2 separate regions of the Homo sapiens genome follow, and region 2 is linked to region 1. Evidence: chromatin loops called from intact Hi-C (ENCODE). Cell type or tissue: PC-3. All regions are shown on one strand. Each heading gives the region's core, and the rest is flanking DNA. Links, peaks and the distances in the headings are about the cores only.

Region 1 (17,086 bases), core at 8,876-16,875:
ACCAAATTTAAGTAATCCTTACTTACTCTTCTTCCCTTTTTAAAGAGTTTTATTGGGGTATAATTGATATAGAATAAACTGCACATATTTAAAGTTTTGACATACGTATATACTGGTTAAACCACCAAAATCAAGATTAGGAGACATGTTCATTATCACTCCTAATTTGTGTCCCTCAGAAATCCTTTTCTCCTTCTCTCCCCTAGTGGTTCTGGGCAGCTACTAATCTGCTTTCTGTCACTATTGACTAGTTGGCATTTTCTCGAATTTTGCATAAATGGAATCAATCAAACAGTATGTGCTTTTGCACTCGCTCTCTCTTTCTCTCTCCCTTTTAAAAAATAGATTCTGGTTTTTTAGAGTAGGTTTAGGTTCTGGCAAAATTGTGAGACAGGCACAGAGATTTCCCATATACTCCCTACCTCCACACATGCTCTGTTACACACACTCCACTATTATCAATATCTGCCATTAGAGTGGTACATCTGCTACACATCATTATCACCTAATGTCCATAAGTTTAATAAACCATTAGGGTTTACTTTTGGTGGTATATATTGTTGCTTGGGACAAATGTATAGTGACATGTACTTACCACTGTGTTATAGTATCACACAAAGCAGTTTCACTGCCCTAAAGATTCTCTGCACTGTGTGCTCTTTTTTGGAGGTTTAGGGGGAGGCCTGTCTTCCGTCACTCAGCATTGTGATTTTGAGATCCATCATGTTGTTGTATGCTTCACTAATTCATTCCTTTTTATTGCTGATTGGTGAGTTATTATATGGATATACCATAATTTCTTTTTCTTTTTTTCAATATACTGCGATTTCTTTATCTGTGCACTTGTTGATGGACATTTGGGTTGTTTCCAGTTTTGGGTAATTACAAATGAAGCTGCTGTGAACATTCATGTGCAGATTTTTATGTAGACATGTGCAATCATGTTGTAGGTGTTTAATATATATATTTTTATGAAAGTTCCAGATTGTCTTCCAAAGTAGTTGACCATTTTGTTTTCATGAGAGCAGTGTATAAGAGTTCTAGTTTTGAGAGCAGATTTTCTTAAATTTCATGAAGTTTATCCTTTTTTTCTTTTATGGATTTTACTTCTGGGTTCATTTCTCTGAAATCTCTGCCTTGTGTAACTTAAATACTAAAAGAGTTTCGTATGTTTTCTAATACTAGTTTTATAGTTTTAAGGTTTTATATTAGGTTTTATATTGATGTATTTATTAATTTTGAGATATTTTTGTGTATGCACAAGGTGTGGATTGGAGTTCTTTAAAAGATATAGATATCTAATTCTTCAAGTACTATTTGTTAGGACTCTTCTTTCTCCATTTGAATCTTTGTCAAAAATCAATGAAACATAAATATCTGGGTCTATTGTGGACCTCTATTTTGTTCCATTTATCTGTTTGTTTAGTATTATATCAATACAGCACTGTCTTGATTTCTGTAGTTTTATACTAAGTCTTGAAGTTAGGTAGTGAAGTCCTTCAACTTTATTTTACTTTTTCAAAGATGTTTTGTCACTTTAAGTCTTTGCGTTTCTAAGTGAATTTTAGAAATAGAATGTCAATTTTTACAAAAAAAACCTGCAGGGATCTTAGTTTGAGATTGCATCAATTTGGGGACAGTGAAATATTTTATCGAGTCTTCCAGTCCACTAACATGGCATATCTCTTTGTTTAATTTCGGTAGTGTTTTTTAAATTTTCTTTGTATAAGTGTGGAAAACCTTTTGTCCAGTTTATCTCTGAGTACTTTATAATTTTTGTTAAGGTACATGGTATTTAAAAAAACTTCAATTTCAGATTGTTGGTTGCTAGCATATAAAAATAATTTTTGTATATTGATATTGCAGTGTAGCTAAACTTATTTATTAGCTCTAATAGCTGTTTTGCAAATTCTGTAGAATTTTCTACATAGATGCTTATGTCGTATTTAAATAATGACATTTTTACCTTTTAAAAATTTATTCTCAATCCGGATACTTTTCACTTCTTTTTCTTGCCTTGTTGCACGGGCTAGAACCTTCAGTACAATCTGGCATAGAGGGGGTGATGGGAAACATCCTTGGCTTTTTTCCTCATTTTAGGGTAAAATCATTCACTCTTTTACCACTAGGTAGGGTTTCATTGATTCCTTTATTAAGATGAAGAAATTCCGTAGTTTACCGAGTGTGTTTATCAGGGTCATTGTTGGGTATTGTCTAATGCTCTTACATCTATTCAGGTGACCCTCTAGTTTTTCTTTCTTAGCCTGATAATATGATGGATTTATGTAGATTTTTGAATGTTAAACCAACCTGGCGTTCTGGGGGTAACACTTGGTTATTATATATTGTCCTTTTTATGTGTTGTTGGATTCAGTCTGCTAACATTTTGTTAATACTTTTTACATTTATATGCATGAGGGATATTGGTCTGTAGTTTTCTTGTAATATTTCTGCTTGCCTTTGGGATTGAAAGCCATTAATTTTCTGGATTAATTTATGTAGAATTATTATTATTTCTTTCTTAAATGCTTTGTAGACTTTATCAGTGAAGGCTTTGGATTTGGAGTTTTGTTTGTGGGAAGTTTTTGAAATACAAATTCAATTTCATTAATAGATATAGGACTATCTATGTCTACTAAAAAGGGGCTATCCTTTTCTTTTTCTTTTTTTTCTTTGAGAGCAAGGCCTATGTCTTGATCACCATTTTGTTCCAAGCATATCCCTGGCATATAGTGGGTCAGGAGTAAATGTTTGGTGAATGGATGAATGAATGAGGCAAACTCAGGGAGAGGAAGTGGGGACTGTGTCTGTTCTTGGCCCAGTGTGGGGTTGTTTGTGGATGACATCTCATTCTCATCCTGTAGTAGAGGGATAACACAAAAGTATGGAGTCTCAGGGCTCCAGAGTCCTCATCCTCTGAGCTACATCTCCTACTTAGCCGAGGTCTTTTCACTCTCTGGGCAAGTCTCCTCACTTTGCTGAAATGGCAGCGTTCCTGGTACATGCCCGGTTTAGCCTAGGCTAACCTCTTCTTGAGTGAACCTAGGTAATTTGTGTCTTTCAAGGAATTTGTCTATTTTATCTAAGTTCTAGAATTTATTAGCATAAAGTTTATAACATCCCCTTATTATCCTTTTAATTGGTATGTTGAAACTTCTGTGTGTATTTTTAAATCATTCTGGCTAGGGATTTTAAATTTTCTTTTCTCAAAGAACTAGCTTTTGGCTTCATTTTTTTTTAACTTTTCTGTTTTCTATTTCATTGATTTCTGTTGTGGTCTTTTATTATTTTCTCCTGTGTATTGTATTTGTTCTTCTTTTTCGAGTTTCTCCAAGTGGAAGCTAAGGTAATTGATTTGTGACCATTTTTCTTTTTTATTATAGGCATTCAGTGCCATAAATTTCCCTCAGTTTACTAGTTTAGGTGCATCCTACAAATTTTGAAATTTGTATTTTCATTTTTGTTCAACTTAAAATACTTTCTCATTTCTCGATTGTTTTCTTCTTTGACTCATGTATTATTTAGGAATCAATTATTTAGTTTTCAAATATTTGGGGATTTTCTAGATGTATATCTGTTATTATTTTAAGTTTAACTCCATTTTATCACAGAATATATTTTTTATGATTTCAATCCTTATAAATGTATTGAGACCCAGAGATGGTCTGTCTTAGCAAATATTGTATGTGTATTTGAAACAAATGTCTATTTTGCTGTTGTTTGGTGGAGTGCTATCTACATGTCAGTTAGTTCAAGCTGGTTGATGGTGTTGTTCAAATCTCTTATGGTGCTTTTGTCTACTTGTTCTACCAGTTATTAAGACAAGGATATTGAAATCTTAGACTATTAATTATGGAATTACCTATTTCTTTTTGTTCTTTCAGTTTTTGCTGCATGTTTGAAGACCTGTTATTAGGTGTATATATGTTTAAGATTTTTATGTTCTTGATGATTTGACTCCTTTATCATTATGAAATGACTTTTTCTCTTGTAATATTTTTTGTTCTGAATTCCATTTTGTCTGATATCAATATAGCCACTTCAACTTTCTTTTAATTAGTATTACTGGGTAAATTTTTTTCCAACTTTTTACTTCTTTACAAATCTTTTTTTATTGCAGTAGAATGTACATAACATATAATTTATCATTTTAACCATTTTAAAGTATACACTTATGTGGCATTAAATACAATTTCACAATGTCTTGTCCATCCTTTTACTTTAAATCAATTTGTTTCTTTACATTTGAAGAATATTTTTTATAGGCAACCTATGGTTGCATACTGCTTTTAAAAAAATCCAATTTGACAGTTTCTCCCCTTTAATTGGGTTATTTAGATCATTTACAGTTATTGTGATTGTTTCTATGGTTGGATTTAATTCTACCACTTTTGTCTATTCTTTGATCCCTTTTTTTCTTGATTTCTGCCTTTTTTGGATTTTTTTATAATTCCATTTTATCTCTTTTGTTGGCTTATTACTTGTAATTTTTTGGTTTTTTTTTTATGTTGGTTTTAGGGTTTCTGGTATCCATCTTTATCGTATCGGAATCTTTCTTGAAGTATTACTGTGCTTCACATGTAGCATAAAAATTTTTACCACAATATACTTTTCATATCTCTTTGGCCATTGTGATGTTGCTATCATACATTTTATTTCTACATATGTTATGAATCCCAGAATGTACTACTCTTGTTTTTGCTTTAGTCAATTATCTTTTATAAAGACTTAGTGAGAAGTCTTTTATATTTCCCATATAGTTACCATTTCTGATACTCTTCATTCTCTTAAGTATTCAGATTTTTATCTATTGTCCTTTTCTTTCCACCTGAAGATCTTCCATTATCAGTTCTTATCTTGAAGATCTGCTGGTGTTGAATTCTTTCTGCTTTTGTGTGTCTGAAAAAATATTTATTTCTCCTTTATTGTTGAAATACATTATAGCATTTCCCCACTGTCTTCTGTCTTCCGGCAACCATTTTTTTTTTTTTTACAATGAGCTATTTGGTGTTATTCTTTTTTTTCTTTTTTTGAAACAGAGTCTGACTCAGTCACCCAGGCTGGAGTGCAGTGGTGTGAACTCGGCTCACTGCAACCTCCACCTCCCAGGTTCAAGTGATTATTGTGCCTCAGCCTCCCCAGTAGCTGGGATTACAGGTGTGCGCCACCACACCCAGCTAATTTTTGTATTTTTAGTATAGACGAGGTTTCGCCATGTTGGCCAGGCTGGTCTTGAACTCCTGGCCTCAAGTTATCCACCCGCCCACCTCGGCCTCCCAAAGTGCTGGGATTACAGGTGTGAGCCACCACACGCAGTCTTATTTGGTTTTATTTTTATAGTTTTTTTGGGTACATAGTACCTTCATCTCTTGCTATCTGTGGGGGATTGGTTCCAGGACCCCTGCAAATATAAAAATTCATGGATTCTCAAGTCACTTATATAAAATGGCATGTCGCATTTGCATATAACCTATGCACATCTTCCTATGTACTTTAAATCATCTTTAGATTACTTATAGTACCTAATACAATATAAATGCTATATAAATAGTTGTTATATTTCATTGTTTAGGGAATAATGATAAGAAAAAAGTCTGCACATGTTTGGTATAGCTGCAACCATCCATTTTTTTTTTCAGCAATATTTTTTATCTGACATTGTTTGAATCCATAAATGGGAAACCCATATATATGGAGGGCCAACTGTATTTTCTTTTGTCTGACTGCTTTTAAGACTTTATCTTTTTCACTGGATTTAAGTAATTCGATTATGTTGCGTTTTAGTGTTATTTCCTCTTGATTTTTGTGATTGAAGTCCTTTGAACATCTTAAATCTGTGGATTGATGGTTTTCATCAAATTTGGAAAATATTTGGCCACTTCTTTTTCTGTCTTCCAATCTCTCTCCTTTCCTTTGGTAACTCCAATTACATGTATTAATCTGCTTAAAATCATCCCATAGCTCACTGATGCTCTGTTAACCTTTTTCTCCTGTCTTTTTCCTCTCTGTATTTCATTTTGGATAATTTGCCTTGCTGTGTCTTCAGGTTCATTATTCTTTTCTTCTATTATAACTAATTTGTGTTGAATTATTATTATCCAGTGTATCTTGCCTCTCAGATATTGTGGATTTACTCTAGAAGCTTGATTTAACGTTATTTCTGTTTCTCTACTTACCATGCTCAATCTTTTCTCAACTTTTTGAACTTGTGAACTATAGCTATACTTACTGTTTCAGTGTACTTGTCTACTCATTTCATCATCTGTTCTGTTTTTGCACCAGTTTCAATTAGTTGATTTTTCTCTTCATTATCAGTCATATTGTCTTGCCTTGTAGTATTCTCTTAGAAACTTCCATGCCTTGTTGCTTTTGATTGGATGACAAACATTGTAAATTTTTAACATTTAAGTGCTGGATTTTGTGCTTGCTGTTCCTTTAAGTAACTCATTTATGTTACTTGGAAACAGTTGAATCTTTTCAGGTGTTGCATTTAATTAGAAAGGAACAGTGTGACATTGAGTCTAGGGCTATCGCACCACTGCTGAGGTGAAGTCCTTCTGAGTGTTCTTCCTGATGTTTTCTAAATTATGACATTTTCTATCCAGGCTAGATTTTTTTGTATGTTGTAGTGTTGGCTCCCATTATTGGAAACAGAACAAGACTTGCTAAGTATTAATTAAAAAGATCTCTTTTGAAAGCCTTGTGGAGCTACCAAAGCAGCCAGGACTTGAGGGTCCAAGAGCAGTGGCTGTAAGTATTGGTTTTAAAAATTTATAAGTAGGATTGATTTTAATTAAAAACTTTTAAAAAAATGTTGTGTATGTTGTTTTTCAGTTAAAAATTAAACAATTCTTAAGAGAGATGATTTCTCTTGCCTCAGGGATGGTGTGGTGTAGTGGGTGTGGCCTTGTACCTGGGAACTAAGAATGTGAGTTGTGATTCTTTCATAAGCAGCAGTATAGTCTCTTGCCAGTCACTTCATAGCTCTGGATGGGCCTTAGTTTCTTTATATGTTCTAAAATTATGCAATTTTGTCATATTAAAAAGTAGGTGATCACCACAACATAGTTAATTGACACATTTTATATATGTAAACTTTTATGGGAAGTTTTTATACATTTCTCCTGTAGATCACTGAGGCTAATTAATATCTGGATTCTTATTAATCCAGTGGCATTAATCTGTGGCCTAAAGTATAATTTGATGTGGTACACATAGATTCCTGTATAAGTAATTTATAACTAGGAAATAAAACTGTCCTTTCCAGACATGAGTAAATAACAACAACGAATGGTTGCCAAAATGTATTGAGGGGCTGTTTATGTGCCAGACACTGTTCTTAGAGCTTTATGTATTAATATCATTTACATCTCACAGGGAGATAAGAAACTAGTTGCAAATCATGCACCTAGACTGGTAGAACTGGCATTGGAATTCAAGAGTTTGGCTCCTTAGGCTATACACACATAACAAAGGAGTTTGCTTTGTTATACAGACCCCTGCCTCACTGTTTGAATGCTATTTGCCTAATATCTGCATAGTTTATAGTTTGCAAAAGGCACTAATATGTATGAATAATTTTATTTTATCATCACAACTCTATGAAACAGTGTCCTTACAGATGAGGAAATTGAGAATGAGCGAGTTTGCTTCCGATGTGGTACCGCATCGAGGAAGTGAAAGAGTCTCCATTCAAAATTCTACTTTCGCCTCCAAATCCAGTTTACTTTTACTGTGCCATATTTTCATGGAGAGGGAAGTTTTTCGTAGGACAAGGAATGCTAAATTTGTTGAAATGGTTGAAATACTTTTTTTCTTCTTATCTAAAGCAAATATGGTATATGTGAAATATTTACACTTTTTTGGTTTAGCTACTTCTTATTGATCTTTTTTTTTTTTTTTTTTGAGAAAGAACCATGCTGTGTCACCATGCAGCGGTGACTCACTGCAACCTCCATCTGCCAGGTTCAAGCGATTCTCTTGCCTCAGCCACCCTAGAAGCTGGAATTACAGGTGTGCGCCACCATGGCCGGCTAATTTTTGTATTTTTGGTAGAGACGGGGTTCCCTTTGATGGCCAGGCTGGTCTTGAACTCCTGGCCTCAAGTGATCCGTCTTCCTTGGCCTCCCATAGTGCTGGGCTTACAGGTGTGAGCCACCGCGCCTGGCTCTTAATGATCTTTCTAGTGTTAGTTTAGATATGTCTTCCTTGCCCACCAAGCACCCTGCTTAAGGACTAGGTCATTTTCCCACTTAAAACCCTCATAAGATCATGCAGTTATTTTCACAATGAACATTCATTAGCCATTATTCATCACTGTATTTTGAAAAGACTCAGGTAACAAAATTAAATTTTTACTGAACCTGACACAATAGGATGCATAGTTGAAGAAGTATTATGTGGAAAATGATAAATGGATAAAGAATAAGTGTCATTAGCAGCATAATCTTGACACGGCTGAAGAGTCAGGAGTGGGATGAAAAATACACTTCATTTGTAGGTGAGATACACCCTTACATGATGAGTCATAATCCACTTAATCTTTTTATGTAATTACTGTAAGACTCTCAAACCATATCTCTATGTGACAAGATATACAAGCTCAGATACAGCTTAACTTTTTCACAGTAAAGCAGAGGCTTAGGGCTGGTGTAGTTTCTGATATCTAACTTTAAACCCTTATGAGTTTGAGTTGTGGTTTTTTTTTTTTTTTTTTTTGAGACAGAGAGTCTTATTCTGTCACACAGGCTGGAGTGCAGTGGCGTGATCTCGGCTCACTGCAACCTCTGCCTCCCAGGCTCAAGTGGATCCTCCTACCTCAGCCTCCTGAGTTGCTGGGACTGCAAGTGCACACCACCACGCCTGGCTAGTTTTTGTATTTTTTCGTAGAGACGGGTTTTTACCATTTTCCCCAAGCTGGTCTCGAACTCCTGAGCTCAGGTGATCGTCCTGCCTCCACCTCCCAAAGTGCTGGGATTACAGGTGTGAGCCACTGCAACTGGCTGTGGTGTGTTTCACATAGGTCTTTTGTCCTCTTTTACTTTGCTAGAGCTGTGGAAATGGGTGGTAGCCTGTGTGCAGGGGTCTTCATCTGCCCCTCCTGCCAGGTAGGAGAGCTGAGGCTTCACGCTCTCTCTGGCTCTCCGTGTGGCATTTGTGAGCAGCTTGATGTATTTGACACAAGTGTGACAGCAAAGAAGTGTGTGAGCAGAGCAGTGTGCTGCAGGGCCCAGCTGTGTGGATTTATCTGTACATCAGGCTGAGGAGCAGCAGTTAGCCAGATCTGACAGTCAAACGTGAGCTCCTTCTACCTGTGCTCCAGAGCGCATTTTAATGTTGTGTGTTTTTACTGTGGTTGGCATTTGACACAAAGAAAATTGTCAGAGCTGTTTTTTTCCTCTCCTCTTTAGTGTGCTAGTCTGCAATAGTTTTCCAAATAAATACTTCATTGTACATGGACAAAAGAAGGCACTTTCTAAAACAATGCCAAAAATCATGTTGTCTTCATCTTTATACTGAATTTCATGTGAGGAATTAGTAGGTTAGATGTTTGAATTGGTAATAGGTAAGACGTTTACATAGTGCAAAAATCAAAACAATATAAAATGGAATATTTTGAGTAGTCTTGGCTCTGCCTTGCTCCTTTCTAGTCATTTCCCACCTCTATTGACAGATAATCACTTTAATAGTCTGTCATTTATCCTTTGTGTTTCTGTATGCAAATACAAGCAGAGTTTTGTGCCTTGCTTTTTACTTCCCAATATCTTCTGGAGAGCTTTTTAGTTCATAAACAGAGAGCGTCCTTGTTTTTGTTTACTGTTGCTTTATACTTCATCATGTGGATGTCCTGTAGTTTATTCCACTGTCCCCTGTGGCTGGAGATTTGCATTGTTTCTAATCTTATTGTTTTATTGAGATAATAATTTCCATATCATAAAATTCACCATTTTAAAGTGTACAGTTCAGTGGTTTTTAGTGTGATTCCAAGCTTTTTTTCTACAAGTAATGATGTAATGAGTATCCTCATGCATATATTCTTCTGAACATGGTACAAGTGTATTAGAAGGATAAATCAGAAGTAGGATCACTGGCTCACATGGGAAATGCATTTGAATTTTGAAAGGAGTTGACTGGTTACCCTCTCTAAGTATGGTTTTGTTTTGCCCTCCTGACAGCAGAGAATGAAAGGGCCTGTTTCTCTTAGTCTTGCCCATAGTGACCTCGCTTTTCATAAAGCAATCTTAATATTTGTTTTTTTATAAAGCAGTTAAGAATTTTTAATTTTGATGTTTATGAGCTACCAATTTACTATTGATATCTGATTGATTTCACCGATGTAAGCATGACCAAAACTTCTCTTTATGTTTGTAAATATTGTTATTTAATACTTGATCTTGTCAGTTACTTCGTAAAATTGCAAGTACTGAGTGTTGGTGTTCAGAGCAGATTTTTATCTGTAGGGTCTTAAGCTGGATGATTTTCTGGTCCCCATTCTCTGCTGTCATGTAGATACAACAGTACTCACAGGATTAAAATGAAAATTCCTAGTGGAAGATCAATTATATGCTGCTTGCTCTAGAGTAGGAAAAATCTTGTCAAATTTTATCCTTTTGATACAGCCTTATAAGTTACAATGTTTTATACCTGTCTGATGCTCAGTTCCGAAATGAACTGAGAAGTGGTGGTTGTTACAAGAATTTAGCTGAAGCATTAATTATAAGCAGAGGTTCAGCCTACATTGGCACTTGTCGACCTATGGGACAGGTCTGTTGCTGTTTCATCTGATTTAGGTGGAGTATGTAATTACTTTTGGGAATCCATGCTTTTGTGCTCCTCTTTATATGTAGATTAGCTTTACTGATGGACTCTCATGAAGAGATCTTAAGGTGGTGTTTGCAAGGTGGAGACATTTCAAGGTTTGAGAAATGTGTGTTTGAATTATTCAAGGCTTACCTTTTTTGGCATTTATAAATATTCTGGCACTTTGTGTCTATAAAAAAGACTAAGAATTGATAAAATATTCATAGGAAAATGGAGGCTTTTCTGAGCTTGAAGTAAAAATTGAGGTATAGATTTTGATTAAATTTATGATGGAGTGGAGAAATGTACAAGTATGGCATGGAAATATCATTGGTTCTTTCTATGGCCCAAATAATAGTTAATACTGAAAAATAGATAAATCAATTAACCAATAGTGAATTATCCAAACTGGTTTGTCGATTATCTGTAATGGTGTGTGTTACATTAGTATTATAACTATAAAAGTATCATAATTTAGGCCAGGTATGGTAGCTCACTTCTGTAATCCCAGCACTTTGGGAGGCCAAGGCGGGCAGATCATTTGAGGCCAAGGCGGGCAGATCATTTGAGCCCAGGGGTTTGAGACCAGCCTGGGGAACATACTGAGGCCTCATCTCTACAAAAAAAGTAAAACAAAACTAGCCAGGCATGGTGGCATTGCACCTTTAGTCCCAGCTACTTGCGAGGCTGAGTTGGGAGAATCATCTGAGCCCAGGAAGTCAAGGCTGCAGTGAGCTGTGATTGGGCCACTACACTTCAGCCTGTGGGACAGAATGAAACCCTGTCTCCAAAAAAAAAAAAAATTTCTTTGTTTAACTGGTAAGTCAACCTTTTCGTTGTAAATGAGAAAACACCTATAGTCAAAACAAAGGCTTTGACTAAATAAATATAATAGAATTATGCCTAAGAGTAGAATTTGGTTTTGTGTCTCTCAGGGTCAATTGGTTGCTATACTTCTATTCCCTTTCTCTTTCCTCACTTTTAGGTAATGATACAAAAAAGGTCCAGAAAGAATTTGTGTTTTACCCAAAAGGAAGTTTCCTCTGACTACTCTGATTGTGATGGGTTTGTGAGAGAAGGCTGCTATTTGGGGTGGGAGAGGGTAGTATGCAGGGCTGCCACATCTGGTTAAGTAGGTTGTGCACTTTATAAAGACATTGGGCATTGGAGCAGGTGGAGCCTGAAATCCAGTTTGTGTTTACCAAGCTATATTCTTATTGAGTGGGACTATATCGGCCCAGAGCAAAGTGTACCGTTATCTAATTTTTATAAATGTGACTTACTGGCTGACAGTAGCTTTGGTGATGCATTTAATTGCATTTTTATTTGAAACCCAGTTGTTTCTGCTGTTTTTGCTTTCTTTCTTACAGATAATGTCTGTTGTATGTACCTGTCTATGTGTATATGTGTCTGTGAGTGTATATGCACATTTATGCCTTTTATATGCCACGTACACACGAAAACTCCATATATTCTTGAATGTAAGGTCAGATATTCTTTGAAAAATATCCCTCAGAAGGACGGAGGTGCCCTATATGTATCTGATTTCTTATAAGATACTTTATAATATGAGATCGTCTTTCAGTTACTTTGTTTGAATAGCACAGTACTGTTTGGGGAAAACATAGTCTCTTGAAACAGCCTCAGACAATGCTGGCTTTGAGTGCTTAAAAAGGCTGCTTCATGGAATTGGAAAAGAGAAGAAACAAAGATGTTTAACACAGATTTATTAATTATTGTAGAGATGATAGATCACTCTAAAAAAGCAATACCGTAAGTGGATATGATCTCAAATAAATGTTTACAAGATGAATAACTCTTCCACATATGCTGACATTATGCAAATGGATACTTGTGGCTTGGTTTGGTATTTCCAGTGATAGTACCATAAAAGGATTTACAAGCTACTATGTCTCAAGCAGATTATACAGACAGGCGTTTGCTCTGGAAAACTGTGTTGGATGAGTTGTAAGCTGACTCTAGTGATGAAAAAGACCCGGTTGTCAACAATACATGTGAAGAGTGAATCAAATTGTCTCATGAAATGTGAGAGTGAATAAAATTATTTCTAAATTTATGCTTCATACCGTGTGTAATTTAGTATATATGTAATTGACTGGGTGCCATGACTCATGCCTGTAATCCCAGCACTGTAGGAGGCCAAGGTGGGAGGATTGCTTGAGGCCAGAAGTTTGAGACCAGCCTGGGCAACATAGCGAGACCTTGTCCCTACTAAAAATAAAGACAATTATCCAAGCATGGTGGCACCGCTGTAGTCCCAGCTACTTGGGAGGATGAGATGGGAGGATCACTTGAGCCCAGGAGTTTGATGTTATAGTGAGTTGTGATCACACCACTGTATTCCAGCCAAGGTGACAGAGCGAGACTCTGTCTCTAAAAGAAAAGAAAAAAAAAGATGTATGTAATTTAATTAATATATTTTATAATTGAGATTTGACTAATTTCTATCTCTAAAAGATTATAAATTCAAAGTTGGCTAAAATTTGTTTGTATTCTCTTATTGGAAAAATAAGAGAGTGTCTTACTTTGGGTTATTGCATATTCACTTATATGTAATTATTATTTTCAAACAGAAACTGAGGCTTCTTGAAGAGCTTGAAGACACTTGGCTCCCTTATCTGACCCCCAAAGATGATGAATTCTATCAGCAGGTAAGGTATTTTAATATTTTTATCAGTTTCAGTGATGTGTTCTGATCAACCTTATTTTACCTATGAGGAAGCTGGGCTAGAGAGGTTAAATGACAGGTGAAAAGGTCAAATTAGATCACCCATGACTTCTCATGGCCTACAGAGCATGTACATTTCTTCAGAATCGGCTTTTTGCTGTGAATTTAATGCTTTAGCATAGTGACTGTTTTTATTTCCTCGGACATTCCACACTTCCTTGCCTCTGCTCATGCTGTTTCTTCTGCCTAGCTCCTCCTCCTTCCTTTTGCTCCTTATCCTGTTGCAGATGGCTAATTCTTCAAGAGTTCAGTTAAACATCACCTCCTTTGTGAACATTTTCCCAGCTTACCCTACCTACAAGTCAAGTTGATTGCACTCCCGGTAAATAACTCTATACCACCTAGCACATGGTATTGCAATTACAGAATTCCGTGTCTCTGTCTCTGAATTAGACACCACTGTTTCAATTACAAATGACAAAAACCCAAATCAAACTCACAGTGGCAAAAAATAAGGGGAATTTATTGACTTGCCTTAGAAGTCTAGGAGTACATGGCTAAATCCAACTTTACAAAAGATGTCACCCGATCACTGTTTTTTCCTATTTTTCTTGGCTTAGCTTTCCTCAGTGTGATCTCATGCTCAATAGGCTCTCATCTGAGAGCATAGCAGGACTCTGACAGCCCAAGGGGTATGTGGCCTTTGGCATCTGGGATCTTAGAAAAAGTTAGTGAGTTCTTTTTCCCTGGTTCCATCAAATTATCCAGGAAGTAATCCTGTTGGCCTGGTTGGAGTCATGTGCTTATTACTGAACTAGTCATCATGTTCAGGAGAGTCAAATGCTCCTGTTTGCCCAGCCTAGTTCATGCACCTACTCTTGGAGTGGGGTTGGAGTGAGAGTACTCCCACCAAACTGTATGCACTATGTGAGTTAGACATGGGTGGCTCTCCCAAAGGAAAATCAGAGTCCTGTTTCCAAAGAAGGAAGAGTAGGCCCTCTGGGCATGTAAAAATAATAAATTTTCACCTCTTTTTTCCTACTACAATGTGAAGTCTTGAAGCAGAGGGTTGCCGTGAAAATCAGAATAGGAATTAGGTCACAGCATCTTTGTATCTCTAGCACCTGCATGTACATAGCTGACCATCAGTAACCAAGGAAGGAAGAGAGGAAGGAAGGACTTTACCCATCTAGAATCCAGGTCAATATGATTTCTGTGACTTCTAGCTCAATATTATTTCTAGGCCACTGTCTCTTATCTCCATTCCCATTTGATCTGCACCATCTTTCCTCTTCACTGTCAGTCCTCTTATAGGTCTGTCTAGTTTTCCTCTTTGCCCCCCTTCATCCTTGAAGCTATAGTATTTTCTAACCAAGATGTAAATCTGAGCATGGCAACCCTCTGCTTCAAATCCCACATCATTGACTGGCTCCTACATTTTCAGCCTCATCTCCCCTGCTCTTACACCTTTTATCCACACTGGATTTTTGCAGTACTTTAAATTTGCTATGAGTTTCATCTTTGGGGCCTTCTTGCTACGTCCTCTGCTGACGTACCTCCTTCTCTTTATCTGTCTCTTCTTTTTTTTTATTTTTTGACAGAGGATCTCACTCTGTCACCCAGACTGGAATGCAGTGGTGTAATCTGGATTCACTGCAACCTCTGCCCCCTGGGCCCATGCGATTCTCCCACCTCAGCCTCCCAAGTAGCTGAGACCACTGGCATGTGCCACCACGCCTGGCTAATTTTTTGTATTTTTGTAGAGACAGGGTTTCACCATGCTGCCCAGACTGGTCTTGAACTCCTGAGCTCAAGCGATCCACACACCTTGGGCTCACAAAGTGCTGGGGTTACAGGCATGACCCACCATGCCCAGCCTGTCTCTTGTTTCCTTGGTGAACTTCTGTGTTACCTGTTAGTAACAGCTCATATGTCATCTCCTGTAGGAAGCTTCCCTGACACCTCTACAACCAGAGAGTTGTCTCTGCTTCCTCTCATACTTTATCTATACCTTTATCAGCACTTAATCTCACTTAATTTTTTTTTTTTTTTGAGATAGAGTCTAGCTGTGTTGTGTGCAGGCTGGAGTGCAGTGGCGCGATCTGAGCTCACTGCACCCTCTGCCTCCTGGGTTCAAGCAAGTGCATCTGGCTAATTTTTATATTTTTAGTAGAGACATGGTTTCACCATGTTGGCCAGGCTGGTCTCGAACTCCTGACCTCAAGTGATTTGGCGTCCCAAAGTGCTAGGATTACAGGCATGAGCCATCACATCTGGCATTAATCTCACTTAATTGTAATGAATTTTTGTGTGTGCTGGCTTCCCTTATCCTCTGTACTTCGTTCAGTGCCGGGTACCTATCAGGTGCTGAATGAGTTTGCTTCAATGCATGCACCCAATAGTTAATTTGGAAAACCAGTTATATATAATAATAATGAGTTTAGTATGATTTGAATTTTGCTTCTACACACGTACACACTTCCCCAGGGATTTGGCATCTGGAAAGATTTGACAGATGTGTACAGAAATGTCATACTGCATAGTGATAGGGTGGGTGTTCTCTTTTGAACTTTCCCAGTTTTCCAGATTATCTGCAGTGAAGGTATATTCTTTTGCAATCAGGGAAAAAATAATTTTTAAAAGTACCCTTAAGACAGGTAAACCCACAAAAATGCAATTAGTTCTGAAATGCTTACTAAATTTTCATAGCTATAAGCCTTCTGGTGCATGATTACATGCATTGTCACAAAGCAACTGCCAAGCCATTTCAGCTTTTGTCGTGTGAAAATGGTACAGGAAGAATGAGATACAAAAGGTTATCAGCCCACTGTGCTCTGAACCAGCCATCCACTGAGGGATAAAAGGAAACCCAAATGCAAACAGAACAACTATCAAGACTTCTCTGTTATCTTTCCAAGGCCCGCAACAAACCCTGATACTAATATCTAATCACTCTAAGTGCACCTTGCTGTTTTTCTTTTCTTTTTTTTTTTTTGAGACAGCATCTCACTCTGTTGCCCAGGCTGGAGTGCAGTGGTGCAATATCAGCTCACTGCAACCTCTGCCTCCCAGATTCAAGCGATTCTCCTGCCTCAGCCTCCTGAGTAGCTGGGATTACAGGCACCTGCCACCATGCCTGCCTAATTTTTGTAAGTTTAGTAGAGATGGGGTTTCACCATGTTGGCCAGGCTGGTCTCAAACTCCTGACCTCACATTATCCACCTGCCTCGGCCTCCCAAAGTGCTGGGATTAGAGGTGTGAGCCACTGCGCCTGGCCAAAGTACACCTTCTAGGAAGGCTTAGTACTTCAATAAAACCTTAGTAAAAGTAAACCTCTTCTCTTAAAAGATGAAGTGAAAATACTTTTTAATGACATGAGTAAATAGAAAGTTCAGACCTGACACTGGGTCCCTTAAACAGGCCCTCACCACAGGAATGCCAATCCAGCTGCCAGTCATAAACACAGGAGTCTGTTCAGCTTCCATTTTGGGTCTGTCGATTGATCCTTACAGTGTGCTAGGCTTTGTGCTACATGTTTTATGCATGCTCTCACATGCAATCCCCACAACAGCCTCATTCATTGTATTCAGCAACTAC
Region 2 (11,036 bases), core at 3,037-11,036, 55 kb after region 1:
TACATGGGTAAATTGCATATTGTAGGGGTTTAGTATACAGATTATTTCATCACCCAGGTAATAAGCGTAGTACCTGATAGATAATTTTTCGATCCTTACCCTCCTCCCACCTTCCACCCTCAAGTGGGCCCTAGTGTCTGTTGTTCCTTTCTTTGTGTCCATGTTTACTCAGTGTTTAGCTCCCACTTATAAGAGAGAACGTGCAGTATTTGGTTTTCTTTTCCTGCGTGAATTCACTTAGGATAAGGGCTTCTAGCTGCTTATGTCACCTACTTATGTCACCTACTACTACTAAGCTTTTTGAGAACCTGGTCTCTCTCTCTCTCTCTCTCTCTCTCTTTCTATATATATATAGGAAGTCCTGGATTCTGGGGCTTCGAGGGCTGACCTGGAGCCTGAGTCCACAAGGGCATACCTGGTGCTAGAGTAGGCTTGGAGCCTTCGTCTTTGGAGGCCACCCTATCACTGGGGTTCACTGGGGTGGACCTCTGCTTGGTTTACAGAGAAGTTGGGTACTCACTTCATTCTCCTTCCCCCACACAAAGGGTATCCCTCTTGACACTGTGCTGCTCAGGCTTCAGGGAGAGGTGACGTAGGTAATTTGAAACTGTTCTTCCTACTCATCAATGTGTCTTTTCTTATTTCTGTGCTCCATCCAGGCAATGTAATCTTTAACCTGGATTCCTTTGCTCTTATAAAGGTATTCTGTGCATGGATAGTTATTCAAATTGATGTTTCTACAAGGAGACAAGTGCTATTCTGACATCTTGCTTGAAAGTAAGGGATTAATTTTTAAACCAGTTTTTAACAATTATTTTCAAGAACTGTTTAGTGATAAGAAAACAATGCTCAAAATATAAAAGTATCAGGGAAAAAAGATGCAAAATGTTTGTACAACATGATATTAATTTTATATAAACAAAGGATAAACATATTACTAAGTATAAAAAAAAACTAGAAGGAATTAGACCAAATAATTATAAATAATATTTTCTCTTCTTTACACTTTTCTATAGTTTGCAAATTCTCTACAATGAGCATGTACCCTAATTCATCAGTTCCAAGGTAGACATTTTTTCTTCATATTTAACATCTCTGAAATTGGAATCCATCTTAAACTGATGCCTTCTTTGACTGGATGATATATTATTACTTTTAAATTAAGCAATACAAACTTTAAAAATAAGTATCCTTATGTTTTAAAGCTTCAAACGGAAATGTTCAATAAAGAGATTCTCAGGAAAGAGGTATTCATTCACCAAATAAATAGGACAGTAAACAGTGATCAGTGAAATTGGTAAGAGCTTTGGCTAGTTTTGTAAATCTTCCCCAAAATAAAATTTTTCCATGGAAGTGAAAAGTCTTTCAACAAAACAAGTATAGAGATAAAGATAATCTCAAGGTACATAACTTCCCCTCTCCTTCTCCCCTTTTTTTAGAATTAACTTTTATGGAATGCTCAGTTTGTTGATGGGTTTTGAAGAGAATAGATTCTTGAGGTTAATAATTGATTTTTGCTTTGCTTTCTTTTCTTTTTTTTTCCTTTTTGTGAGACGGGGTCTTGATCTGTCACCCAGGCTGGAGGGCAGTGGTGGGATCTCGGCTCACTGCAACCTCCGCCTCCTGGGTTCAAATGATTCTCCTGCCTCAATCTCCTGAGCGGCTGGGACTATAGGCTCGTGCCACCACGCCCAGCTGATTTTTGTATTTTTACTAGAGACGGGGTTTCACCATGTTGGCCAGGATAGTCTCGATCTCTTGACCTCATGATCCGCCCACCTCGGCCTCCCAAAGTGCTGGGATTACAGGCATGAGCCACCTTGCCTGGCCGATTTTTGCTTTCTAAATAAGCAAAAAGATCTTTAATCCACTTTAGCCAGGGCTACCTTTCTCCTTTATTCTTCCAAGTTGTAACTCTTCCCAGGAGACTGCAGAGTATAGCGAGTTGGGGAAAAGGAAAGATGAGAAGGGAGAGAGGTTAGATTGACAGAAAAGATAATTAAATGGTTTTCTCCATTTTCCCCTTTGTATGTGCAGAGCCCATCACTTCTGCCCACAGTTCCACTAAACTGTGAAGACCAGAATCTCTCAAAGTTAATGAATGAAACAGAAGAAGCCACTTCAACCTCCAATTTCTGTTTCTATGTCTTCTGACCTCCTTCTTTACACATCCTATCTCATATCCAATTTTCCATTAGCAATTAAGAAGGATAGCTATGGTTTCTGGCTAATACCTGGGGAGAGAAAAAGGATGTTCTCTCCAAATATGTGGTAAGTTTCTAGTATGTGCAAGGTTCTACATGCTGTGTGTAGTATAAAAATATATATCACTATATATCATATCAATGATATATATATTTCATTATATGATTTATATATCATATAAATATATATCACTGTATATTAAATATATTTTAATGATATTTATATATATATCATATATAACTCATAAAACTCAATAGCAGGTTAACAAGTAACCTGACCTAAAAACGAGCAAAGGACTTGAATAGACATTTCTGAAAAGGAGACATATGAATGCTCAACATGTATATGAAAATGTGCTCAACATCTAGTCATCAGTGAAATCTAAATCAAAACCACAATGAGATATTACTTCACACTTGTTACAATAACTATTATACAATAGACAATAGATAACAAGTGTTGGTGAGGATGTGGAGAGAAGGGAACCCTTGTACACCATTGGTGGGAGTGTAAATTGGTATAGCCATTGTGGAAAACTGCATGGAGGTTTCTCAAACAGTTAAAAATAGAACTTTCATATGACCCAGCGATTCTACTTTGGTATACATATCCAAAGGAAATGAAATCAGTATCTCAAAGAGATATCTTCATTCCCATGTTCATTGCTGCATTATTCACAAAAGCCATGATTTAGAAACAACCTAAATATCTGTTAACAGATGATTGAATAAAGAAAATGCAGTAGGTATATCTATATCTATATCTACACACACATACCCACACATATCCACACATAATGAAATATTACTCAGTCTTAAAAAAGAAGGAAATCGTGTCATGTGTGACAGTGTGGAATATGTTATGCTAAGTGAAATAAGCAAGGCACAGAAAGACAAATACCACATGATCTTACTTATATGTGGAATCTAACAATGTTATACTCATAAATGCACAGAGTTGAATGTGGTTTCCAAGGGTTTGAGGGATGTTGGGTAGATGTTGGTCAAAAGGTACCAAGTTTTGTTTATGCAGAATGAATAAGCTCTAGAGACCTAATGTACAGCATAGTAACTGTATTAGTCTGTCACATTGCTGTGAAGAAATACCTGAGACTGGGTAATTTATAAAGAAGTTTCATTGGTTCACAGTTCCCCAGGCTGTTCAGGAAGTAGGACGCTGGCATCTGCTTGGCTTCTAGGGAGGCCTCATAAAATTATGTTGGAAAGCAAAAAGGGGGAGCCAGCCCTTCACATGCCCGGAGCAGGAGGAAGAGAGAGTGAGGGGGGATGTGCCACACACTTTTAAACCACCTGATCTTGTGAGAACTCACTGTCATGAGAACAGCACTGAGAGGATGGTGCTAAACCATTCATGAGAAACCGCCATGATCCAATCACCTCCCACCAGAACTCATCTCCAACACTGGGGATTACAGTATGACATCAGATTTTGTGGGGACACAGATCCAAACAATATCAGTAATTATATTTATTAATACTGTATTACATATGTGAAATTAGCTAAGAGAGTAGATCTTAAATGTTTTTAACACACACACACACACACACACACACACACACACACGTTTACTGTGAGGTCATGGGTATATTAATTAGATTGGTTTTAGAAGTCATTTCACAATGTATATGTATATTAAAACGTTACATTTTACATTGTAGATATATAAAATGTTTGTCAATTATACTTCAGTAAAGTTCAGAAAATGTTTTAAATCACAAAATAATCTTCTACTTTGGTTATTCAAGTTTTTTGATATTATATATATTGCTACAGTGAACATCTTTGTACATATATCTTTATTTCCATAGGAAAAATTGCTAGAAGTTGAATGCCTTGGTGAGGTATTATGGTGTGGACATTTACACAGTACATACTCTGTTGTCAGACTGTTACTTAGAGAGATTTTCATTTTCATTCCTACCTGCAATGTATGAAATGTGATCATCAGTTACTTCCACCAACCTCCTTTACCCTACTGTATACAGTGCTAAGTGTTCCAATTTACAAATATTTTTGCCGATTTGATGGGTGAAAATATGCTATTATTTTAAATGTCATTTATTTATTCATGAGGTTGAACACTTTGTATTTTTGTTGGCCATTCTTCTTTCTGTTATTCATTGGCTGATCGTATTTTGCTCATTTTTCTGTTGAGGTGTTAGTGTTTTTCTTAACATTTACTTTATCCCTTCTGCCTTTAACTTTATTGCTTTAACCCTTCTGCCCACTTCCCAGATATTTTCTTATACCCAATTTTCAATTTTGTATTTAGATTTTTAATATTTATTTTAGGTGAAACATCTTTCCATTTAAGTCTTAATCGCAATAGTTGCATTAAATTAAATAACAATATTTGAAATTATTTAACTGCGTTTATGCTTACTGCTAGCCTTTTTGTACTGTGATTTAAAAAAAATTCTTGATTGTTCTCTTGGTCAGCCAAAATGTAGTTTCTAATAATATTTATGAAGACTAATGGCAGGGGAGTGGTCGTGGCATATTCTTTGAGTCTTTGCATTATAGAAGAGTGACTTCCTATCCTTTCACTTGTGAATATCTGCTTGATTGGCTATAGGATTCTTAAGTATCAAACTTCCCCCTTAAAACTCTGTAGAGGCTGGGTGCAGTGGCTCATCCGTGTAATCCCAGCACTTTGGGAGGTCGAGGTGGGCAGATCAGGAGGTCAGGATTTCAAGACCAGCCTGGCCAACACAGCAAAACATCATCTACTGAAAATACAACAATTAGCCAGGTGTGATGGCACATGCCTGTAATCCCAGCTACTCAGGAGGCTGAGGCAGGAGAATCACTTGAACCCAGCAGGCAGAGGTTGCAGTGAGCTGAGATTGTGCCACTGCACTCCAGCCTGGGCGATTAGTGAGACTTCATCTCAAAAAACAAACAAACAAACAAAAAAACCACCACCAACAACTCTATGGATATCGTTCTGTGACCTCTGATATTTGATGTTGGGAGATGTCTGAGGTGATCTACATTATGGTTTCATTTTGGTAAGCTGTATTTTCTGTTTGGACATTTGTAGTATTTTATATTTAATTTTTTAACAGAATATGTTTATGTCCTTGCTCAACCATTTTATAGTGCAGACTCTGGTCTTTTCACAACCTTGGAAAACATTCTTCTAGTGTTTCTTTGATTATTCTTATATCTTTCTGTATCTTACTTTTTTTTTTTTTTTTCAAGATGGAGTCTCTCTGTCGCCCAGGCTGGAGTACATTGGTGTGATCTCGGCTCACTGCAACCTCTGCCTCCCAGGTTCAAGCAATTCTCCTGCCTCTGCCTCCCGAGTAGTTGGGATTACAGGCGCCTGCCACCACACCCAGCTAATTTTTTTTTTGTATTTTTAGTAGAGACAGTGTTTCACCATGTTGGCAGGGCTGATCTTGAACTCCTGACTGGCCTTAAGTAATCCATCTGCCTTGGACTCCCAAAGTGCTGGGATTACCGGTGTGAGCCACCATGCCCAGCCTGTATTTTACTTCCATTCTGTGATTCCTGTTAAGTACATTTGGATCTCCAGGATCTGTTCCTCATGTCTAAGGTTTTCCATCACTCATTTCTTGTATTTTCCCTGAGTTATAGGAGAATCTCTTGAGTTCACTCATCCAGCTCAGTAATTTGGTTTTTCTGCAGCATGTTTTCTGCTGTTCACTCCATCTATTGCCGTGTTAAATGAAGAAATGCTATTAAAAAAGTCAGTTGCCAGTGGTTTTTTCTGATCTCATACTGTTTCAGCTTCATGTCTGCTTACCGTATTTTCACAGATGCAGTGCCTTCTTGAATCAAGTGTCTTCTTGAAAAACTGAGAATTTTCTAAAATTTTATCATGTCAGTTCGAGTAAACTTTTTTCAGAAAAGACAGTTTTGATCAAAGTGCCTCCATTCCTTTGAACTGTAGTAATTTTGCATAGTTCTGGCAATTACTCCTTGCCTCTTTATCCTCATAGAAAGTAGACTAGTACTGGCTGATAGGCAAGTAGCTGAGATTGGTTCTGTGAGAGATTAGTATGGATTCCTGGCCAAATCCTTTACTTGAAGGTGGAAGAAGATGTGTCCTTACACAGTCATGTAGAGATTTTATAAATTGGAGTGTGCTTAAGAACTTGTTTTTGTCTTTATGTGGATGCTTGCAGTATGAGCAAACCATGGTAGGTTTTGGCCCACTCCTATCATTGCTGATTGCTCCAGTTCCTTGTTTCTGCAATGCCTGGTACTCAGAGTCATGGCTTATAACAGCAGCACATCCAGGGGTCTGTGAGTATCACAGGTTATGTGCACAGAATTCTGGCTACAGTGAGTATCACAGGTTGTGTGCATAGAATGCTCGCTACAGAGGCAAGAGCCTTGCTCTCTGAGTGCCCTGTAAGCTTCTCTTGCCCTCCTGCTCTTTGCTTTCTGAGTTAAGAGGTGAGCATTTTGCTCAGGATTTGATTGGTATATTTATCAGGCTCGCTGCTCTTTTGGAGAGACAATCACCTGTCAGCCTTCTTTGCCCTTCTTTAATCTAATTCCACCTATACTATATTCAGCGCAATCATTTGCACTTCTGGCATATTGAGCACCTTTCTCTAATATATAGTGCCAAAAGAGGTTTTGATCCATTTTTATGTTCCATTGATTGTCTCATTGAGAATCTAGGAATGGGACGGGGCCTGTGTCTATACTGGCATCTTGCCAGGAACCTTCCCCTCCCCCTTTCATTGGCTATCAAATTCTGAAAATGTTTTCAGCCATGGGTGGCCCACATCTAGGAAAAACAAGGTCATAAATATTAAGATTGAGAGATGAGAATGGACAGGTAAGTAAGAATGAAAAGCTTCAGTGATTGTTTGAAGCTGGGAAGACTGGATTTCAGTACTGGGCTTATTTACCCCAAGAGTGCCTTTAGCAAAAGTCATGATTGTTTCTCTAAGAAATTTGGGTGAAATGGCCCTGGTAATGTACGTGACAGCAAACCCAAGGAAGTAAGGGCTGGGGTAAATTTAGGGTGACCAACTGTCCTTTTCGAAAAGTCTGTGGGCAAGGGGATCTCAGGATGCAGGACTTTCAGTATTAAAACCAGGAAAGTCGTGAACATGAATTGGTTACCCTAGCATAAATTATAGCATTGCTTCTGTGGTCTTTTATATATGAAATGAGATTTCATGCTACAGTGAATGTCCAGAGCTCTCTTCTCCACTGCCAGGGCACGCAGCATTCAGCCAGCAAAGAGTGAGAGCGTCTTTTCTTTTTGTGTGTGTGTTGTCACATCATCTACAAACTCTTACTCCAGTTGGATACAGTGTCAGTCAAGTTTCAGCTGTATTCTGAGATAGCTGTGGTAAATAGACATTCTTTAATTTATTTTTTCTAAAAATTATTAGGAATAATCTTTTAAAGCTGGGAGGGTCTTAAGTATATCCTTTGAGATGCACAATCCATGAAGCTTGTGTCGCTTTTATAGATGGAGTTTTCGATAAATTAGAAGCTCTTAAATGAAAATTACAAGTTTCTTTTTTTAAAGTCATAAAGGATTAGATACAGTTGGAAGCAATTTCAAAAGAATTGTTTGATTAGAGAGTTGCCAAGGATTTAAATGAAGGTGGAAGCCTCAAAGTATACCTTCTAGTGTTGTGTTTGCCATTTGGCCTGAGTCACTAGGTGACTCAGTGTTCCCCTCAGTGGAACAAAAGCACTTAACAAACCTACTCATTAAGGTGGTGATTTTTCCCCTAATTATGACTGTGGGTCCCAGTATTAATAGCATAGGAGTAATAAGGCTTTTATTTGGGTAGATGAGACTGGCATTTATGTATTTCCTAGACATTGTCCCAGTCTTTTATGGGAATTTATCCTGGGAAGCCCCCTTCAAACTCCACTTTTTATTATTTTGCTTGACTCTGAAACCTCCTTTAGGCAACATAGTCAGGATCAACCAAAACTGCTCAGGAATGTCCTCAGAGATGGCAAACGGGAAGAGAGAATGGCCACTTAGCCTTCCTCATTAGGCCTTACAGCCACACTTCTGCTTTTTATCCTCTATATTGTTGTGTTTATATTTGGATTTAAAACTCCAAATGTATCACTGATGTTTTCATCCTCACCTCTAATTGCATTTTGTAGTTATTATTTTGCAATGTCCTAAGGTTTTGTGACTTATTCACCTTCAGTCAGTTGTTGCTGTGAAAACCCCAAGAGTTGTTCTTGAGTTTATTTTTTCCTGACTTGACTCATCCAGTTCATTAGCATGTCCTATTGTCTTTTCCTAGAACATTCTGAATCTGTTGTCTGCTTATCGTCTCCTCCCCTGTCTCTGTAGTTCAAGTCACTGTTAACTCCTGCATGACTTACTGCAACAGCTTCCTGACTGGCCTTCTGCTGCCATTCTTGTTTCCCCTTTAGTTCTTCCTCTTTCCTATGAAACTGCCAGTCAGATTAGATTATTGATTCTTTTGAATTTGCTACACAGACAATAATATAATCTGTGAACAAACATACTCTAATTGTTTCCTTCTCTATTTGTATACCTTTTGTTTTCTTTTCCTGTCTTACTGTGTCAGCCAGGTCTTCCAATATGATACTGAAAAGGAATGTTGAGAGGAGACATCCTTGTCTTTTTCTTACTCTGAGCAGAAAAGTTTCTAGTTTCATACCGCTAAGTATGATATTTGCTGCAGGTTTCCTTACACATTCTTTATATGTTGAGGAAGTTCTTCTCTATTTCTAGTTTACTGAGAATTTTTTATCATGAATGGGTATCACATTTTGTCAAATGTTTTTCTGTACCTATTGGTATGATCATATTTTTTTTCTTTGTAGCTTGTTGGTGTGATAGATTATATTAGTTGATTTTTGTATGTTGAATCAGTTTTTTATACCTGTGATAAATCTCACTTGGTCGTGGTGTAATTCTTTTTATACATTGTTACATTCAATTTGCTAATATTTTGATGTGGATTTTTGCATCTATGCTTATGAGAGAATACTGGTCTTTAGTTTTCCTTTTTGTAAGGTCTGTCTGGGCAATGCTGGCCGCAAAGAATGAGTTTGGAAGTATTCCCTGTGTTACCTTCTAGTAAAGAATGTTAAGAATTAGTATAATTTCTTCCTTAAATGTTTGGTAGAACTCAACAGTGAACATATTTGGGCCTGGCGCTTTGGAAACATGTTAATTATTGATTCAATTTCTTTAATAGAGATAGGCCTATTCATATTATTCATTTCTTCTTGTAAGAGTTTTGGCAGATTTTATTTCTCAAGGAATTGGTTCATTTTTTATAGGTTTTCAGATTTTTGGGTAAATAACTATTGACATCATTTTAAAATTATCCTTTTAATGTCCATGGGATCTGTAGTGATGTCATCTCTTTCATTTCTGACATTAGTAATATGTTTCTTGTCTCTTTTTTCTTAGTCTGCCTAGAGGTTTATCAATTTTATTGATCTTTTAAAAGAACCAACTTTTGCTTTCATTAAGTTTCTTTATTAGTTTTCTGTTTTTTATCTCATCGAGGTGCATTAACTTTTATTGTTTCTTTTCTTCTGCTTTGGATTAATTTGTTCTTTTTCTTTAATTTCACAAAGTAGAAGCTTAGCTTATTGATTTTAGATCTTTCTTCTTCTAATATAAGCAGAATGCTATATTAATGCTATACATTTGTGGCATTTAATGCTATAAATTCTCCTCTAAGCAGTGCTAATGTTGCTTCCAACAAATTTTGGTAAGTTGTGTTTTCACTTTCATTTAGTTCCTTTTTTTTAAGATTTTTTTGACCCACAGATTATTAGAAGTATATTGTTCTATCTCCAAGTATTTGGGAATTTTCCAACTATCTTTCTGTTATTATTTTCTAGTTTAATTCCATTCTGGACTGAGGTCAAATATTTTTTAAAAAAATGTTTCAGACAAATAAAAATTCAGGGAATTTGTTGCTAGTAGACGTGTATTGCAGGAAATTTGTCAGAAGAAGAATGATATAGATCAGAAACTCAGATCTACATAAAGAAAGGAAGAGATTTTGAGATGGAATAAGTGAAGGTAAAATAAAAACCATTATTTTTCTTACCCTTAATTGATAGAAGAGATAACAATTTATTCACAATAATAACAACAATGTATTCAATTATGTACGCCACATATGTGTGTGTGTGTGTGTGTGTGTGTGTGTGTGTGTTTGTGTGTACCTATGTATGCTTATTTGTAAGTGAAAGTAATGATAACATTCTCTTAAATTTGGTAATACGTGTTTTATCGCCCAGAATGTGGTCTGTTTTGGGGAATGCTCCATGTGAGCTTGATACTAGTGTGTATTCTGCTGTTGTTGAATGAAATAGTCTATGTATGTCAGTTATATTCAATTGACTGATGGTATTGCTCAGTTCAACTATGTCCTTAATGATTTTCTGCCTGCTGTATCTGTCGTTTTCTGATAGAGGGATGTTGACATCTCCAGTTATAGTAGTGGATTTGTCTGTTTTTCCTTGCAGTTCTATCAGTTTTTGCCTTATACATTTTGATGCTCTACTATTAGGTGCATACTGTTATATCTTCTGGGAGAATTTACCACTTTATCATTATGTACTACCCCTTTTTCTCTGTGATAATTTATCTTTGCTCTGAAATCTGCTCTGTCTGAAATTAATATAGGCACTCCAGCTTTCTTTAGATTAATGTTAGCATAGTATATCTGTCTTCTTTGTTTCTTTAAGTTTAATCTGTGTGTTTCTTTGTATTTGAATTGAGTTTCTTGTAGATAGCATATGCCTTGTTTTTTATCTATTCTGATAATCTCTTATTTTTTAATGTGTGT

The links. A loop is a pair of places that touch in the nucleus more often than their neighbours do. Peaks named below come from ENCODE experiments on the same cell type or tissue, not always from the same donor. Only the 100,000 strongest peaks of a DNase experiment are listed, where the experiment ranks them.
Region 2: it touches region 1 in a loop (2.0-fold over the local background); 3 of 110 quality-filtered maps call a loop at or near these places.

Annotation. Positions count from the first base shown.
Region 1 is chr16:53,796,746-53,813,831 of GRCh38, forward strand. FTO (FTO alpha-ketoglutarate dependent dioxygenase) reads left to right here. Exons shown (of 9, transcript NM_001080432.3): 2 at 13,395-13,472. Among named protein-coding and RNA genes, the nearest start is that of FTO, 100 kb to the left of the region's middle. In PC-3, for the core only: no CTCF peak of the experiment used is centred there; a DNase peak (open chromatin) is centred at 12,726; H3K4me3 peaks cover 254 bases; H3K27ac peaks cover 883 bases.
Region 2 is chr16:53,857,129-53,868,164 of GRCh38, forward strand. All of the region lies in intron 4 of FTO (FTO alpha-ketoglutarate dependent dioxygenase), which reads left to right. Among named protein-coding and RNA genes, the nearest start is that of FTO, 160 kb to the left of the region's middle. In PC-3, for the core only: no CTCF peak of the experiment used is centred there; no DNase peak of the experiment used is centred there; H3K27ac peaks cover 882 bases.